2 separate regions of the Homo sapiens genome follow, and region 2 is linked to region 1. A link is a loop called in an ENCODE intact Hi-C map of the cell type or tissue named here. Cell type or tissue: ovary. All regions are shown on one strand. Each heading gives the region's core, and the rest is flanking DNA. Links, peaks and the distances in the headings are about the cores only. Region 1 overlaps RAD51B-AS1 (RAD51B antisense RNA 1). Region 2 has its middle 130 kb from the start of RAD51B-AS1.

Region 1 (4,393 bases), core at 303-4,302:
GCTGATGGAACTTCCTGCCTGGGGTTCACCCTCTTCCTGTCTGAGGACCTCCCAGTACTGCTCTCCTCACATTTAAGTATGTGATATGCCTCTGTCTGTGCCCCTGAGCAATAGATTGTGCTTGCAAAGTACAGATCTATTGCTGGCCCTGTCTCCTTTCTCTTAGTTCCATTTACACTTAGGAATGTATTTTTAAACAATAGCTGTAAACTACGGCTCTTTGGTTGCCAGGGACAGAAAGTCATCTCAAACTGCTTTAGCAAAGGGGAAATCCAATGGCCCATGCAACAAAAAGATCCAGAATTAGGGCCAGCATCAGATATAAATTGATTCAGGGATAAAATAATGTGTTATCAGGACTTGGGTACTCTCCATCTCTCAGCTCTCCTCTCTGCTATGCTGGCTTCAGAGTCAGGTTTCATGTGACAGAAAAATCTCTCAGCTCTACTCTCTGCTATGCTGGCTTCAGAGTCAGGTTTCATGTGACAGAAAAATGACAGCAATTCCAGCTCTATACCTCTCAGATTTCAGGTTCAAGGGGGAAAGAGTGAGTCCCCTTCCCAGAAGTCCTAGGGAAGACCTTAAGGTATCTCATTGGCTCTGATTGATCAGATGTCCATTCCTAAACCAATCACTATGCCCAAGAGAATCTAATGCTCTGATTGGCTTAGGCCTGGGTCCTGTGCTTCACCCTGAGTTGGGGGTAAAGTTGGCTGCACTGAAATCTCATGGACTGAGAGCAGGGCATGGTGTGGGATTCCCCAAGAAACAGGGGCATGGGTACCAGAAGAGAGTGGACGGGTGCTGATGGAGTAAGGTCACTTAAATAAGAAAGCTTAAACATTCATAATCTAGCCATTCGTGGAAAAGCACCTCTAGGGGCAGTACCAATGTGAAGTTTTCATCATTCTTTTGGCTGCCCCATGATCCCTTTCCATATGTGTTTGGTATAATCACCACTGCCAGGGCCATACAGTCCTATTAGTAAAGCGTCTTCCCTTGAGTTCTTCTCCTGACACCAGCTCTAATACCAGTGTCTTCCCTCCAGAGCCTGATTATAGACACAGTTTGGGATGGGTTGGGGGAAGTATATTTCTGATAAAGTGATGTTTCCACTTCACACATATGACTAATAGGGAACTTGGCCAGGAATAACTTTTTATACAGTTTTGGAAACCCTGGCCTAAACCATAAATCATAAGATGAAGCTCGATCCTTGTCTTTTAACTTAAAACTCAATATCCTGCCTGAAGGGCAGAGCAACAGAGGAGCCTGAGATAGAGTACCCAATGGCGTCATCCCACTGGGATAGCCCCCAGGCCTGTGACGAGGTCACCTTCCCATGGCATTGCCCTCCGGGGCCAGGCAGAAAGCCTGAGCTTGGCCCCTCACTCCATTCTCCTTGCTGTCTTGCCAACAAAAGCCTTAAAAGTCATGGAAACATCTCTGGTTTTCTAAGTCAAGAGATTCCAACAACAGAGGTCAAAGAGTCACATGGGAGTATGTGAAAGGGCAGATATATCTGGGCAGGAAGATGCTTACCCTTGGTGCATTATGTGAGTAGGGGAAGAAAGGGGCTGAAAGGACAGAAGGAACATGGCAGGGCTTAGGGCTCTCAGGAGAGAGAAATAGGAGTGGGGCACATTGGCAGAAGAGGCTGAGAAGAGGAGTTTCTCTCCCTGGTTGAGAATCCAGGGCATTTTTGTCATGGATTTCCATTAGGAGTCACATCCAGAAAACTGCCAAGCTTCTGACCCAGGAGATAGAGGATAAGAGGGCACAAGATGGCCCAGAGGATGAGTGGACACATTGATAGTTGAGTGGTAAAGGCTCAGGAGTAAGGATTGGGGTTGGAGCAGCAAATAAGCACATATGAACCCAATGTGATCAAATGCTAGCATGACAGAGTAGGTGGGAGATTCACTGGCAGCAAATAGGTATCCCGGGGTGAGGAAAGAGGGAATTGTGCTCTCTTTTCCAGCAGGGAGAGCTGTATTCCTCCATCTTGGCAGAAATTCCAGCTTTCACAGGGCCCAGATCTTTGGGGAAACTTGTTTTGCCCTATATCAGCTAAAAATAGTCGGGTGAAATGCGACTGACCAGAGAACCTTTAACCTCTTTCAGATTTAGCTTTTGGACAAAGTTAAGAGACTCTCTTCTGAGCTTATTTTGGTAAGAATATCATTGTGGGCGGGGGTGGATGTGGTGGGGAGAAGCTCTGTAAGGGCAGAGGTTAAAAGGTGCCACATTTTCTTAGTTTGAATCAGTAGGAATCATCCTTGGTGGTTGGGGGACTCTAAGATTATGTAGAAAAGAGATAGGGGAAAGGTGTCAGAAAGAATGTAACTACAGCCTCCTAGAGTAGTCTTTGCTAAAAAATTATGTTGACAATAAGTGATAGAATTGACTGCCTCTCTAGCTAATAAAATAACAGCAACAACAATGCTTATTTTTTCTTACTCCTGTTTGGGCAGGATTTGGGCAGATTACCTGAGGTCCAAATTCCCTGGTGGACATAAACAGGAAAACCTTGAAGCTTATTGCTAGCGTATTCTAGCACCAAAGCAATACCCTCAATGGTTAGAGTCTGTCTTAATAATAATCAGAATAACACATTTATCAAGTGCTTATAATGCACCTGATGCTAAATTTAATGTTTCACAAATATAATCACATAAAATCCTGACAAAGAATTTGTGAGAGGGGACTACTGCTCCCATTTTACAGAAGAGAAAGCAGAGGCTCAGAGAAGTTCAGTAACTATAGCTGGAAAGCGGTGGAAATCAAGTTCAATCCTGGTTAGTTAGACCACAAATTCCGTGCCTTTAACTCTTATGCTATTCTCACCAACACCTACACTCCCTCCCACGTCTAGCACTGTTAGGCCTAAGTCTTTAGGCAATGACTCAAAATATGAGTGTATTGGTCAGCGTTCTGGCAGGAGACAGACGGCACACTCAAATGGGGTAATTGAGCAGAATTTAGAAATGTCACTACTTACAAGTTATGCGTAAAGCTAAAGGAAGCTAACAAGGAAAGATGAAGCCCTCCAGGGCTAGCAGCGGGGGGAGCCTGAAGGGTAAAGGGGGCGAAGTGAAAGAGAAAGTATCTGGAGGAGAGAGCCATTCATCAGGGGCTATGGCCTTAGATACAGGGGCAGTGGAGAGACACAGCCAAGCAAGGGCCCATTACAGTAGAACCAGGAGGATAAATAAATATCTTGACCTTGTCCCACCCATCTCTCTCTCTCTCTCTCTCTCTCTTTGTTTTTGAGATGGAGTCTCACTCTGTCACCCAGGCTGGAGCACAGTGGCTAGATCTCAACTCACTGCAACCTCAACCCTGCTGGTTTCAAGCAACTCTCCTGCCTCAGCCTCCTGAGTAGCTGGGATTATAGGTGCGCACCACCACGCCTAGCTAATTTTTTGTATTTTTAGTAGAGATAGAATTTCACCATGTTGGCCAGGCTGGTCTCAAACTCCGGACCTCAGGTGATCCACCCACCTTGGCTTCCCACAGTGCTGGGATTACAGGGGTGACCCACCACGCCTGGCCCCACCCTCCTGTCTCTTGCTGGTGCCTCCCACTGGCAGAACCCAACTGAAGCCAGAGGGCAAGGGTGCCCAGTAATGCGGTCCACAAGGTCAGCTTCCTGGGGTACAGAGCAGTGGGGAGGAGGATGGGGTGGCTGTGGAGGGGCAAATGGAGATGCCCAGCATAATGAATTAACACGTACAGCTGTCTGAAGGCTTCTGCTTTGAACTCAGGGTTAATTTCTCTCATCTACAAGGAAAGGGATGGCTTATGAAGGCTTAGGAAAGAAAGTGATGATCGTTAGGAATCAGCATGGATTTACCAAGAAAAAAGATGACTACTCACTGTACTTTTTTGGAGGGAGGAGACAGGATTCCTAAGTTGGTAGCACATGGCATTGTGGTAGGCAGCAGAGCAGACAGCTCATGGCTCTCTTGAGAACAAGGAGGGCTGGAGACAGTGTCACTGGGACAGCTGGGGATGTGCTGAGTGGCCCTAAAGCTGCTAACAAACAGATGGATGTCAGCCTGCTGGGTGGTTCCATCCGTGTCCCAGAATCTCCCATGACCGTTCTGTTTCAACAGTTCTATTAGAGACTAGGAAGAACTTTCAGAGGCAGCTGACATCTTGGATAACAGAATTAGAATCTCCTAAGATCCCAAAACAGTTTGGATTCATGGTGGCTGAATGTAACAAGATGAAATATAATAGGATTAATGTACATCTGGAACCTTGGGGCTAAACAAATGGAATTTTATACATGCCCGGGATGGGGCAGGTGTGAAAGACTCAGGGGTGTGTGTTGACTGTAAAGTCGACGTGAATCAACCTGAACAGTTACCAAGAAAATTGGTGTCAT
Region 2 (4,393 bases), core at 122-4,121, 110 kb after region 1:
AATTCTGCACTGTCACACTGACATTATGGTAGAGAAAACAAAAAGAAACAAGAAAATGAATGAAATACTAGTATATTAGAAGGTGATAAATGCTATGGAAGAAAATAAAGAGCAGGAAAGGAAGACAAGAAGTGCTGGTGGAGGGAGTTTGCAGTGGGGCGGGGGTTGCCATTAAGGTAGAGGAGCCAGGGAAGGCACCACTGGGAAGGTGACATTGAAGCAAAGACTTGAAGAGGTTAGAGAATCAGCTGTGTCGGCATGTGGGGGAGAGGAGTCCAGGTGTAGAAACCACTCACCAAGGGAAACCTCCGGCAGGAGGACTGTGTGAGGTCTGTTCAGAGAACAGCAAGGAGACCAGCCTGGTAGGTAGGACACTGAGACCACTCTTTACACCCAGGAAGAACTGGCTTTTCCTGTTAGCTCGTTTGGTTAATTGTCTTGCTTAGGAGGTCAAGGTCACAGGTGTGACTTTTGTTTTGAGACTTTTGTTTTCCAACAAAAGTCATCTTGCAAGGACAGAAGAGATGGTCACATTAATAGATTAATTATCACAAATCTGTCCTTGGAGCTGGTCTGGAGCCTGACTCTACAGTCAACTACCTATTTACACTTACACATATCATCACCCTTTCTAAGCCTCAGTTTTCTCCTTTGAAAATGGGGGACCCACTTAGTAATACCCTATGAGATTGGACTTATGTATTGTATAAAGCACTCTGTAACTGTGATCTGCTGTAGAAAGTTTTCATTGTTGTTATTATTATACCCTAAAAGTAACTCAGGGTCTATGTCCAGCTCATGTTGGGTCTGTAAAGCCATTTTAGTAGACAAAGCTCATTTCTTAGCTCTGTTTGCTAGGTTGCAGAGACGATTTTTACTTATGTGTTATAGCAATCTTATTATTTTGGGTGGGAAAAGATTTCATGAGGCTCTCACCAGCCCCTCTGACCTTTGGCTGGATCTGTCAGGCCATTTCCCAAACCTGAGATGATCCTACTATCCCCACCCTCCCCCCACCCACCTCCACCCCACCTCTGCTTTTGTCTCTGCCTCACTGGAGAGAGCTGCACATCTGTGCTAATGGCCTCTATTCCTAAATCACACAGTGTGACCTAGGTGCTCAATGCTGCCAAACAATTTTCATCCTTTGGTTAAGCCCTTGTTTGCTTCCTGCACTGGGAGCTCCAAACCAACTCCACCCTCCCCAAGTCCCCAGCCCCACCTCGCCTCTCTTTGCTCGCAGTAGATGGCTCGTCTTCAGCTGCACTAGAGAAGCCAGCTCAAAAATATGAACTTCTTCCTGCCTGGAAATTCCTTAACCAGAACTCAGTCTACCCTTGGCTCTGCCCATCTCTTCTAGGGCCAGAGCCAATAACATCTCTCTTGTGGAGAGGATGGTTTCTTTCTACACTGCTTACCATATTACTCTTTCTATAGAAATAATCCAAGTGATCCCAAAAGATTTATGGATAAAGAAGGTGATTGCTGTCCTGTTGATCACAGCATAAACTGGGAAGCTACCATATGTTCAACAAAAGGGGACTGGTTAAACTGATCATGGTACAGCCATGCAGTGGCAAGGAGGGCTTTATCAATAGTACAATCCCAATTTTCTTAGAAGCAAAATGAAATCAGCAACAACAAACACAAATATGTGCGATAGAGGAAGAAAGACTGGAAGGAAATATACAAAAATAGAAACAGTGATTATCTTCTGATGATGAGAGTATGAGGGATTTTTACTTATTCTTAGTACTTTACTCTGAAATTTCTACTATAAGCACATAGTATTTTTATAATTAGAACAACAAGCAAAAATATTAACAATATCATTTCTCCTTAGAAAAGCTGCATGTGATTCAGTTCCTCTTACTTATCCCTTTAAGTGCAGCATTTCCTGGGGTGGTGCCTGGTTGACAGCTGCACATGTAAGGACTAGAAGCAAAGAAAACCATAACCAATTAACATTACAGTGGGAACTGAGGCGTGGAGAATGGAAATGCCTCCACAGAAACGTGTTATTACTAACTTTTTTTTTCCATCATGGGACAGGTGTTTAAGGGAATGCACTAAATTTGCTCCAGATAATTTATTTTTAAAAAAATACTATGATTATTGCATTTTTCTGCTTCTCCTTTCATGGGAACTTTTAACATGGGAACTATTTGGTAATGGATGTTGCATTTTAGGTCTTTTAAATCTATTTAATGGAGGCCCTACTGTGTGCCACCACTGGTGAGACAAGGGGTTATCTGCCATTGTGTCTCAAAAGGGAATGGGGCAGCATCCCTCACTAGGGGCTTTGCAAATGTTTGGGGGAGTTTTTGATTGTCAACATGACTGAAGGAAAGGTGCTGTTGATTTAGCGGGTGAGGGCCAGTGTTGCTACACACCCTGCAATATATGGGGCAGTCCTATATAACCAAGAACGGACCCACCCCAATCCCAATGCCTGGGAGGTGAAACATGGAACCAGACAGTACAGTGCGGAAGACGCAAACTCTAATGCTCCCCTACCCTCAGGCCAGGCAAGCAGAGGCTGTAGTGAAGTGGGGACAGCGGTTTCGAGCACTGGCCAGCATCACTACGCTTAAATCCAGGGTTACTGTATCTCCTGGGCTTCCCAGCAAAGCCAGAAATCTAGATGTGGATGTAAAATTTCCTGATTAAAGAAACAAACAAACACGCACAGAATGGGCCAAACAAAACATATCTATGGGGCAGATTTGGTCTTTAGTCTCCACTTGCAACACTGCCTTAGGTAAAGACGTGGTCCCTGTCTTCATGAGAGTAATAGAACAGCACCCTTATGACTTCAAATGCAAGTCCTAGAGGGGACAAATAAGGGTTCAAATCGCAGCTCTGTCATTTATTACCTACGCTCTTGGCAAGTTCCATAAAATGTAACTGATGGTAACACTCTTTGGTTTGTGCTGAAGATGCATCTGGGGAGAGACCCCAGTGCCTGCACATGGAAAATGATTAATAATGCAGAGCTATTATTATTATTATTAAGGATATCACAGTCTAAAATAAGCATCTACTGTGTACAGCACTCTGTGCTAGGTGCTGAGGTGTAAATAAGTGTGAGAGAAAGCCCTTGACCTGGAGGTGTTTTCATTCTAGAAAAAGAGAGAAATCCTGGATGTAAATACTGTGAGCTGGTCAGATTTAAGAATATGACTGACGTCAGATACTTACTGGAGATCAGAAGCAGGCACTTCTTGGGAAGGGGGGAATCCTGCCAGGCAGAGAGGAAGGCAGGGGAACAGCCTAAGCAAAAGCAAGGAGACAGATGACAAAATCACAGCAACACATGCTTATCACAGCCAGGCACTCTCTGAGGCCTCTGTTGGGGAGAAATCTGCTGCTTGGGCATCAAACCTGCGAGGGACGCGACTTGGGGCTGAAGGGGCCCTGGAGCCAGGTCATGGGACTGCTGACTGCCAGGCCAGAGCATGGATATTTAATGTGTGGACAGGGAGTGGAAACAAGGAAGTGAGCTGTAGGGACAGTGATCTAGGATCCAAGGATGATGTGGAAGTGAAGATGGGGACAGCAGCCGTGTGGGGAGAGCACGCCTGAGGCCTGGGACTGGGTAGTGAGTGCTGAGGAGGTGCTTTGCCAGGCCTCCGGAAGAATGGAATTTGGGAGTGCTGGGGTAAGCAGTTAAAACTGACTGCCTGGGGGATCATGGGAATTTTATATAGGGAAGATAATTTGAAACTTTTGTACCCCCTCCACACTATTCTGGCTTGCTCTCTCCACCCTCTGCTAGGATGTTCATTCACTGGCATGTTTGTTTTCTCTGTTGACTACTCTTCATGGTTATAAATGCCTCTCTTTAACTATTTTTTAAATTTTTGGAAGCAACTCCTTCTCTGGAAAATTTGCTATTATTTCCCAATGTCTTTAGAAAACCTGGACTCATCCCCCACCCCTGCCTTTCTAGAACACAGATCACTGCTAGGGTTATTGATGGACTGGGTACAGCAGAACTTCCAGAGTTTTCGCCCATCTAGGCTGGCTGATAGGGAATTCCATATTGCATATGAAGGAAGGATGTGCTTAGCAAATACCATGAAACAACATTTGCAGGGGAAATTGCTAATCCACTAAAAGAACAAACTGTCTCCAAGCACTCCAACAACATTCATTTACATTCCAACAGGCAAAATGCTGTTTACACAAGAGGCGCATCTATTTTTAAAAGTACACCAGGCACACCTCTTCTAGGGAAGATTCTGTAAGCTGTGACTCTGCAGGATAAAGAGTAATAAGACTGCTTTGCTGGGGATGTCCCATACCTGAGGTTCTTCAGACCATAACCGGATTTGGTCCAAACCAATGACGTTTCGCTGCAATGCATCTTTAGCATGAAAGATTCCATGAA

Evidence for each region. Hi-C counts contacts between places; a loop is a spot of excess contacts. Peaks named below come from ENCODE experiments on the same cell type or tissue, not always from the same donor. Only the 100,000 strongest peaks of a DNase experiment are listed, where the experiment ranks them.
Region 2: a loop joins it to region 1, with 2.5 times the contacts of the local background. A loop is called at or near these places in 16 of 110 quality-filtered maps.

Annotation. Positions count from the first base shown.
Region 1 is chr14:68,662,181-68,666,573 of GRCh38, reverse strand. The region is part of intron 2 of RAD51B-AS1 (RAD51B antisense RNA 1); the gene reads left to right. It also overlaps a transcript of RAD51B not described here. Among named protein-coding and RNA genes, the nearest start is that of RAD51B-AS1, 21 kb to the left of the region's middle. RefSeq lists an enhancer at 3,003-3,192. In ovary, for the core only: a CTCF peak has its summit at 2,562; no DNase peak of the experiment used is centred there; H3K27ac peaks cover 3,174 bases.
Region 2 is chr14:68,550,344-68,554,736 of GRCh38, reverse strand. It overlaps a transcript of RAD51B not described here. Among named protein-coding and RNA genes, the nearest start is that of RAD51B-AS1, 130 kb to the left of the region's middle. RefSeq lists enhancers at 2,903-3,423, 3,424-3,944. In ovary, for the core only: no CTCF peak of the experiment used is centred there; a DNase peak (open chromatin) is centred at 1,905; H3K27ac peaks cover 848 bases.